Regions from separate parts of the Homo sapiens genome. Here region 2 is linked to region 1. A link is a loop called in an ENCODE intact Hi-C map of the cell type or tissue named here. Cell type or tissue: IMR-90. All regions are shown on one strand. Each heading gives the region's core, and the rest is flanking DNA. Links, peaks and the distances in the headings are about the cores only. Region 1 overlaps SRP54 (signal recognition particle 54). Region 2 overlaps SNX6 (sorting nexin 6).

Region 1 (6,318 bases), core at 1,757-5,756:
TTATAAAATATACATCAATAAATATTCACCAAGCAGTTACCATGTGCAAGATGACAGGATGAATGCTGGGGAGAATACATAGACAAAGACAGGTCCTATCATAGAGAAGCTTACATTCTATCTGAGAAGACACATATACAAACACACAAGAAACCTGAAAACAAGGCACATAAACTACACCTACTAGGATGAGTAAAATTTTAAAGGTTGACAATATCAAAAGTTAAAGTGGATGTGGACCACAAAGAACTCCCATATATTGGTGAGAATATAGAATAGCAAGACACTTTAGAAGATTGTTTGGAGTTTCTTAAATAGCTTAGGTATCTATGAACAGGAAAATGGATACACTGTGGAAAAAATATTATTCAGCAATAAAAAGAACAAACTATAGATAAGTACAACTACATGAATTAATATCAAAATATGCTTAGTCAAAGAAAACAGATTGGAAGAAAAACGATATACTCAGAATTTCTTTATTTTTTTAAGAGGGTTGTGCTCTATCACTGAGACTGGATTGAAGTGGTACAGTCATCACACACTGGTAGCCTCAAACTCTTGAGCTCAAGTGACCGCCTGCCTCAGTCTCCAGAGTAGTTATGACTATGGATGCATGCCACTGGATTTTTCTAAGAGATATGGGTCTCACTACATTGCCCAGGCTGGTCTCAAACTCCTGACCTCAAATGATCCTCCCACCTTGGCCTCCTAAAGCACTAGGATTACAGTGTGAGCCACCATGCACAGCCCAGGACTTCTATAATATGAAGTATTACCGGGAAAGGGCACAAGCAAACCTTTTAGAGTAATGGAAATGTTCTGTTTCTTGATTGGGTGTGGGTTACTGTGCATTTGTCAAAAAAAGAAAGGTATCCTTAGGATTTGAGCATTTCATTGTATGTATACTAACCTAAGGTTTAAAAACAGGGATGGAACAAGCCAAAAGAGAAAGTATTTTCTATTTATGTCCTAAAGATAAAAAGAGAAAAGGTATTTGGTTCAGGCATTCTGAATGTGAAGTGGCAGTACAGTATCTTAAAAGAAATGTTATAGCAGTCAACTAGAAACGCAGAATTAAACAGTGGAAGAGAGGATTAAGGTTGAAATACATATTTGGCCATTTATACAGAAGTGATAATTAAAGCTAGAATAATATAAGAAATCCACAGACATAGAACTTAGAGTCTGAAAACAGAAAAGGCAGAAAACACTTAAATATTAGGAACCAAGGAAAACAAGAAAGGTCACTACATGTGGAAATTAGGAGACCCTTGGAGATCTCAGAATGAGTAGAATATTAGAAATAGAAACAAAAATGTAGAGACTTAAGGAGAGTCAGGAGTCAGAAAGGAAACAGAGTAGGAATATACACCCAGCTTCATAGTGGTAGCAGAAACAGTGGTAGGATTATCCAAGATAGAAAAAGGAAGGAGCGGCCAGGCAAGGTGGCTCATGCCTGTAATCTCAGCACTTTGGGAGGCCGAGGCAGGCAGATCACCTGAGGCCAGGAGTTCGAGATCAGCCTGGCCACCATGGTGAAACCCCATTTCTACTAAAAATGCAAAAATTAGCCGGGCGTGGCAGTGCATGCCTGTAGTCCCAGCTAATGGGGAGGCTGAGGCAGGAGAACTGCTTCAAACTGGGAGGCGGAGGTTGCACTGAGCTGAGATTGTGCCAATGCACTCCAGCCTGGGCAACAAGAGTGAAACTCTGTCTCAAAAAAAGAAGAAAAAAAAAAAAAAAGAAAAGAAAAAAAAGGGGCAAAGAGACAGGCAACAAAGGATAAATTCATTCATTCAATAGTTGCTGAAGGCCTACTATGTGCCAGACACTGTGCTAGGTACTGTGAACATAAAAAATGAGTAACCCAGCTATGACCTCTACCTTCACCTTCAAGCAGGAAAAACAGACATCAAATAATTGTGCTGAATAATATAAAAATTAATTGTAGGAAGTGATAGAAACATCTGTCAGAAGGTTCCAACTCAGTCTAGGGTTCAGGTGAAATGTCCCTGAAGAAGGACATTTAAGGAGAAATCTGAAGTGCAAGTAGCAGTTAGCCATCTTGGCCAGAGGAGATGATGGCAGAGGTAAGAAGAGAGATAGAGGGACTGGCAAAGGCAACAGCCCAGATGTGAGAGACAGGAATGTACATTTGAGAAACTAAAAGAAGTCCAGCATAGCTGGCACACAGAATACTAAGAACAACAATGCTAAAACACAACATGGAAGATGTGAGCTAGACAGTAAAATCAGTTAAAAACTTTAAAAGGGCAAGAGAAAGCCACTAAAGAATTTTAAGAAAAGCAGTAATGGGATCAGATTTGCAGTTTTGAAAGATTATTCTGGGCTGTAGTATGAAAAAATACATCAAAGGGGAAGAGTACAGGAAGATGGAAGATCTGTTGAAAGACTTACAATAAGAAGATCTAGGAAAGAGATGAACTAGCATAGTTGAAGGGCAGCTACAGAGAAGGGGATGGAATGGAGATATTTAGGAGGTGGAAACACTTGGACTAGTTAACTGATGGAGAAAGGAGTGGGCAGAGTGAGGAAGAAATAATAATGACACCCAAGTTTCTGACTCTGGCAACAATATAAATGATATTAATATTCATTGATAAGACAACGAGGTGAGAGGTTGGGATGGGAATAAGGATATGCTGAATTTGAGATGTCTATGAAACATCCAAGAATGGTCTAGTAAACACAGATACATGAGTCTGAAGCTCCTGAGAAAGATAACTTCGAATGATCCCTGAGAAACACCAGCATTTAAGAGAAAAGTAAAGGCACAATTATCTGGTAAGATGAGTGAGAAGAAGCAAAGAGGCAGAATAGTTGCTACGGTAATTAAAGATTATTTTTAGAACAACTGGAATGGTTGAGAATAATATACATTGAGTGTTTATGATGTGCCAGACATTGTACATGCATCAGCGAATGCAATCTTCACAACCATATGAAGTAGTTAGTATTATGTACGTTTTATAGATGACAAAATTGAGGCTAAGTAATTTAAAAAGTTATAAAGCTAAAAAATAGATCAGAGATACAAAAACAGGTATGTTATATTTAAGAACCTGAGCTCCTAATCAGAATAATATCCTTCTCTACAGGAGTGGTCTTTCATGTGGGGTAAAGAAAATGTGGTATATTTAATTTCATCCTTGTGTTCTAACTTACTTTTAACCTGTTTAACTTCAAGGAACCGGCCAAGCACAGTGGTTCACACCTGTAATCTCAGCACTTTGGGAGGCTGAGGTGGGTGGATCACCTGAGGTCAGCAGTTCAAGACCAGCCTGGCCAACATGGCAAAACCCATCTCTACTAAAAATACAAAAATTAGCCGGGCCTGGTGGTACGTGCCCGTAATCCCAGCTACTCAGGAGGCTGAGGCAGGAGAATCACTTGAACCCAGGAGGTGGAGTTTGCGGTGAGCCAAGATTGCACCACTGCACTCCAGCCTGGGTAACAGAGTGAGACTCTGTCTTAAAAAACAGAAAAACTTCAAGGAACCTAGTGAAAGCCTTATTTTAATCTTAATTTTATTACAATAAAGAAAATAAAAACACTGAATTCTGTAACTGCTCAGGTACCTGAGATTTTAAATGATTTGCATATAAATCATCTAAAATAATAAGCAGTGGAAGATCTGACTCTAACAGATATTACATTTCAAATAACTTAATAGTAACTTTATAAAAAAAATCAATGGAAGAAATCTGAGATGAAGTGCTTTTTTGTCACTCATATACCATGTTTCAACTTCTCTATAAGTGCTTCATTGTCATCCAACTTCAACTCGTTGACTTTATCTATCAGTCCTTCAATGTCGCCCATACCTATAAGATACAAAAAAGAAAAATTAACAACTAATACTATACCCTGCTTCACATTATACAAAACACATTCACATACATAATAACCTTGTGAGGTTATAATAGGTTAGGTATTCTTACTACACTACACAAATGAGAAAACCAAAGCTAAGAAAGTTAAGTGGCATGGCCAGGAGCGGTGGCTCATGCCTGTAATCCCAGCACTTTGGGAGGCCAAGGTGGGTGGATCACCTGAGGTCAGGAGTTTGAGACTAGCCTGGCCAACATGGTGAAACCCCGTCTCTACTAAAAATAAAAAAAAATTAGCTGGACCTGGTGGTGCACGCCTGTAATCCCAGCTACCTGGGAGGCTAAGGCAGGAAAATCGCTTGAACCCGGGAGGCTGAAGGTGCAGTGAACTGAGATCCCGCCATTGCACTCCAGCCTGGGTGACAAGAGCGAAACTCCGTCTCAAAAAAAAAAAAAAAAAAAGTTAAGTGGCAACAAACAAGTGGCAAAGCAAGGACTGCAGCCCAGGGTTTAACTCCAAATTCCATGCTCTCTAACTATACCACCTTGAGACATTGCCAAAGTATTACTGCCCTTACATCCACTATTATTAAAACCACTTGTTTTTGTACTGTGCTCTAAAACTTTTCCAAAGAACTTTCTACTAGATACCTCATTTTACCACTTTCACCACAGAGGGCAGATAACCATTATCTCTATTTTACAGGTAAGGAAACTAAGTCACAGAAAGAAATGATGTGCTTAAATTAGTGAGGACAGAATTAAAATCCTATTTTGTCCTAAAGATACATCGTATTTCTTGGAGATTTTTCTATATCCCCACCACTGTACATACCAAGAAGTTTGCTAATAAAAGGCTGTGTTTTGAAAGGTTCAAAGTCATCTATATGTTCCCCTGTACCAATGAAAATAATCGGACTTTTTGTGGCAGCGACTCTGGAAAAAAAAAGAAAATATAAAATAACCTCAAAAGAACCCCACAAATTTCCAGCAGATCTGAAATTCGAAGTGAATCCGCCTCCAAAGCTAATTAGACAAAGGTACAAAACTCAAGTTTCATTTCACAAGTTATAATAGACCTATATCAGACAGGCTCCAAAATTGTTTCTATTTAAACTTTCTTTATAAACCATATTAGGCTCACTATTGAAACATATTTTAAATGATCAATATGAAAGCTATAAACACATATCCTTCCCCATATAATCCCAAGACAGAGGACAACAGTATCAATGATACTTACGCACTGAGTGCACCACCTCCTTTTGCATGGCCATCAAGTTTTGTCACTATTACTGAGGCTACATCTACTTTATCTTTAAAAGCCTTAGCCTGGGCTTCACAAGCCTGCCCAATGGAGGCATCCATCACATAAACAATGTTATCAGGTTGCTAGAAAGTTTAAATAGAAAAGATACTTTAGAAAAGATTTTTATTGATCCTAAGCAAATGTCATCATTAGAAGCTATAAAACAATATTTAGAGCCAGGTGCAGTGGCTCATGCCTGTAATCCCAGCACTTTGGGAGGCCGAGCCAGGTGGATCACCTGAGATAGTTCAAGACCAGCCTGGCCAACATGGTGAAAACCCCGTCTCTACTAAAAATACAAAAATTAGCATACAAAAATTAGCCAGGCATGGTGGCGAGTGCCTGTAATCCCAGCTACTTGAGAGGCTCAGGCAGGAGAATCACTTGAACCCGGGAGGCAGAGGTTGCAGTCAGCTGAGATCATGCCACTGCACTCCAGCCTGGGCGACAAGAGTGAAACTCCATCTCAAAAAAAAAAAAAAAAAAACTACAACATTTACACTATAAATAATTATTCAATCCATAAATATTTGTTGAAGTACTATGTATTATCAGGTACCATCTAGGTCATGAGAACAAAAAGGTAAATGAGAAAATATTTGTCCTAAGAAACTTGCATTCTAGTCAGAGGACATATATAATAAATAGATAAACATTTCAGATGTATAACAACGAAAATGGGATACAGAGTATCAGTTTTGAAGTATGGGAGGCATTTTCTAGTAAGGTAGTCAGGGAAGGCCTCTCTGGACCTAATGTTTGAGCTGAGGCCTGAATAAAGAGGAAAAGGTTATATGCAAAGATTTGAAAGAATGGCAATCTAGGCAAAAAAAGTACAAAGGCAAATCAAAGTAGAAGAGTGTATACTGAAAACGGATAAAATATACTTGAGGCTACTTCCCTTAGATCTGCTCAACTTGGTCAAAATAACAACATAACTGAAAAGAAACTTATTAGCATTAACCACAAACCAAAGAATTACTGCTAACACTCCAATGTCAAGACGTGGGTTCCTAATAATATATGCTGCAGATATCTATAAACTGCTTCTCCTCCCCCAAATTGTTTCCATCACACTTTTAAAGAGACACAAAATGATAATTAATATTTTTTAAAGTATTTAAAAATCTAAGTATTTCCAACTGAATTTTTAAA
Region 2 (4,000 bases), core at 1-4,000, 420 kb after region 1:
TCCATTTTCAAAATAGGGTTAATAATACCACCCACCTTACTTACTTATTAAAAAGATTGAATGAGATAATATGTGTGGAAAACACCTATATTTTTCTTTTTTCTTTTTTTTTTTTGGAGACAGAATCTCACTCTTTCGCCCAGGCTGGAGTGCGGTGGCGCGATCTTGGGCTACTGCAAACTCCGCCTCCTGGGTTCACACCATTCTGCCTCAGCCTCCGGAGTAGCTGGGACTACAGGTGCCCGCCATCACGCCCAGCTAATTTTTTTGTATTTTTAGTACAGATGGGGTTTCACCATGTTAGCCAAGATGGTCTCCATCTCCTGACCTCGTGATCCGCCCACCTTGGCCTCCCAAAGTGCTGGGATTACAGGCGTGAGCCACCGCGCCCGGCCGAAAACACCTATACTTTTCTTAATGATGTTCTAAAAATGGTATAAGAGTTGATTTATCTGAAGATTCTTACCATTAAAATATGAGAAAAATGTTTATATTATCAAGCAAATACTAGGAAAAAAAAGAATGCTGCTTTGTCATCATTGCCTGTTTTTATAGACACATCCATAATAAAATCGGTGTGTAGAGTACTATTTGATTTATACTCTGATTTTTCAGAGACAGGTCAGTGGATACTTGACAGTGCATGTGCTGTGGCTGCTTTCCAAGAAGCACTCAGCTTACTTCCATTTGATGCTGCTTATGCATTAATATCAACCATTTTTCTTAGCCATTAAATGTAAACCACTATGTTGATTATAATTTTGATAATTTTATTAATAGAATAATAACATTTTTGAACACTTATAATGTGTTGATTGGTAGCCCACATTTTCTTGTGTGATCTTAATAACCCTGCCAGTTAGTTTTATCCATATTTTTACAATTAAGAAAACTGTGGCCGGGCACAGTGGCTCACGCCTATAATCCTAGCACTTTGGGAGGCCAAGGCAGGCAGATCACCTGAGGTCAAGAGTTTGAGACCAGCCTGACCAACATGGAGAAACCCTGTCTCTACTAAAAATACAAAATTAGCCAGGCATGGTGGCACGTGGCTGTAATCCCAGCTACTCGGGAGGCTTTTGAGGCAGGAGAATTGCCTGAACCCCGGAGGCAGAGGTTGCAGTGAGCCAAGATTGTGCCATTGCACTCCAGCTTGGGCGAAAGAGAGAGAGGGAACTGTTACATATTATGAATTATGAATTTTATTTTAATATTTATTTTTTATTTTATTTTGCATTTTGAGACAGGGTCTTGCTCTGTTGCCTTAGGCTGCTGTGCAGTGCCCCAATCTCGGCTCACTGCAACCTCTGCCTCCCAGGCTCAGGCGATCCTCCCACTTCAACCTCCCAAGTAGCTGGAACTATAGGTACGTGCCATCACACCCAGCTAATTTTTGTATTTTTTGTAGAGACAGAGTTTTGCCATGTTGCCCAGGCTGAACTCCTGGGCTCAAGTGATCTGCCCACCTCGGCCTCCCCAAAGTGCTGGGATTACAGGTGTGAGCCACTGTATCCAGCTGAATTACAGATTTCAGTCACATTTTGTCAGTACTGACTCTTGCTGCTTGTGTTCTGTTGATATGGGTCTCCAATTATATCCTGTCAGCAGATGCTTTTTCATTTAATGATTGGTAATGTAGAAGGGGGTAAAATACTATTAATTTTATTTTTGTGCCAGGTGCAGTGGCTCACTCCTGTAATCCTAACACTTTGGGAGGCTGAGGCAGGTGGGTCACTTGAACTCAGGAGTTTAAGACCAGCCTGGGCAACATGACAACATGACAAAACCCTGTCTCTATAAAAAATACAAAAATTAGCTTGGCGTTGTGGCATGCGCCTGTAGTCCCAGCTACTTGGGATGCTGAATCAGGAGGATTGCTTGAGCCAGGGAGGTTGAGGCTGCAGTGAGCCATGTTTGCACCACTGCAGTCCAGCCTGGATTACAAAGCAAGACTCTGTCTGAAGATAATAATAATAATTTTTATTTTTAATGTATATCTAGCTTTGTTTCAAAAAAAAAAAAAAGGTTGAAGACAGTGGTTAATCACATTGTTGCTCTCAGATAGTTTGGTCAGGTTCCTCAGTGCAGTCAGAAAGGGCCTTAATGACTAAGGCTAGGCAGCCTTCAGGAATGGCCAGTAGAATGTATAACAGGCCAAGAAAAATAGATTTTCACTTCTGTCCACCAGAACTGTTTTCTTTTTCCTTAAAAGGAATTGATCACTTCTGCTGGCAATAATATGTTTATTGAAGAGCAAAATTGTAGAGGCAGATCACAAATAAGAACATGTTTCAGAGTACAATATGTGAGGCCAAGTGCGGTGGCTCATGCCTGTAATCCCAGCACTTTAGCACGTTGGGAGGCCGAGGCGCGCGGATCACTTGAGGTCAGAAACTTGAGACCAGCCTGGCCAACATGGCGAAACCCTGTCTCTACTAAAAAAATACAAAAATTAGGCTGGGCGTGGTGGGTCACATCTGTAATTCCAGCACTTTGGGAGGCCGAGGTGGGCGGATCATGAGGTGAGGAGTTCGAGACCAGCATGACCAATGTGGTGAAACCCTGTCTCTACTAAAAATACAAAAAAAAAAAAATTAGCTGGGCGTGGTGGCGCTTGCCTGTAGTCTCAGCTACTCAGGAGGCTGAGGCAGGAGAATCACTTGAACCCAGGAGGCTGAGGTTGCAGTGAGCCAAGATCGCGCCACTGCACTCCAGCCTGGTGACAGAGCGAGACTTTGCCTAAAAAAAAAAAAAAAAAGAAAAGAAATTAGCTGGGTGTGGTGGTGTGCACCTGTAGTCCCAGCTATTGGGACGCTGAGGCAGGAGAATCGCTTGAACCCGGGAGGCAGAGGTTGCAGTGAACCAAGATCACGCCACTGCACTCCAGCCTAGGTGACAGAGTGAGACTCCATCTCAAAAAAAAAAAAAGAGTACAGCACGTGAACTTGGACCTATATGGGGAGCACTAAGCCTTCAGTTGCAAAGTCATAGAAGATTTCTTACTTGATAGATAGAAATGCATGTCTATTAAAGTCTTGTTGGTGAAATTAGTATAATAACATCTGACTGAGGATAGGTATGCTATTTTACTGATGATCTTTTATATTTATAATGATAGTTATTTACATATAAAACTAAAGCAAATAAGTGAAAAAAGTTTATATTTTCTTTTGATCTTATAGGATGTAGATGATTTCTTTGAGCACGAACGAACATTTCTTTTGGAGTATCATAACCGAGTTAAGGATGCATCTGCTAAATCTGATAGAATGACAAGATCCCACAAAAGTAAGATTTTTCTGTGGCTAAAGCTTATATCTTTTAATGGAATAATTATAAAGTTCATATTATAGTTTGAAAAAGTCTTAATATAGAGCAGTAGTTCTCAAACTGGTCTGTTGGAGCCTAGGCTCCATGGCCCTTTTATAGTGAGCCTGTGAGGTCAAAACTATTTTCAGCTGGGCACAGTGGCTCACGCCTGTGATCACGACACTTTTGGAGGCTGAAGCGGGAATATCACTTGAGCCCAGGAATTCAAGACCAGCCTGAGCAACAGAGTAAGATCCTGTTTGTATTGCACCAGCCTGATATAAAAAATAAAATTAGCCAGACGTGGTGCCGCATGGCTGTGGTCCCAGCTACTAGGAAAGCTAAGGTGGGAGGATGCCTTGGGCCTGGGAGGTTGAGGCTGCAGTGAGCTGTGATGGATCGTACCACCATACTTCAGTCTGGGTGACAGAGTGAGACTGTCTAGACAGCAACAAAACAACAACTATTTTTATAATGATACTGTGATAGTTTTTGCCTTTTTCACCATGTTGACATTTACACCGATGATGGATAAAGTTGCTGCTGCGTAATTACATACAAATCAAGTCAGTGGCAACAAACTGGACGAGTAGTCTCTATATTCTTTCCGGCCATGCACTTGCTCTTTTTTTTTTCTTTGAGACAGAGTCTCTATCGCCCAGGCTGGAGTGCAGCGGTGCAATCTCAGCTC

Evidence for each region. A loop is a pair of places that touch in the nucleus more often than their neighbours do. Peaks named below come from ENCODE experiments on the same cell type or tissue, not always from the same donor. Only the 100,000 strongest peaks of a DNase experiment are listed, where the experiment ranks them.
Region 2: it touches region 1 in a loop (2.7-fold over the local background); 1 of 110 quality-filtered maps calls a loop at or near these places.

The regions. Positions count from the first base shown.
Region 1 is chr14:35,012,274-35,018,591 of GRCh38, reverse strand. It overlaps SRP54 (signal recognition particle 54), which reads right to left. Exons shown (of 16, transcript NM_003136.4): 9 at 5,098-5,246; 10 at 4,690-4,790; 11 at 3,762-3,848. Among named protein-coding and RNA genes, the nearest start is that of FAM177A1, 31 kb to the left of the region's middle. In IMR-90, for the core only: no CTCF peak of the experiment used is centred there; no DNase peak of the experiment used is centred there.
Region 2 is chr14:34,592,333-34,596,332 of GRCh38, reverse strand. It overlaps SNX6 (sorting nexin 6), which reads left to right. Exons shown (of 14, transcript NM_152233.4): 8 at 3,183-3,288. Among named protein-coding and RNA genes, the nearest start is that of SNX6, 36 kb to the left of the region's middle. In IMR-90, for the core only: no CTCF peak of the experiment used is centred there; a DNase peak (open chromatin) is centred at 2,112; H3K27ac peaks cover 250 bases.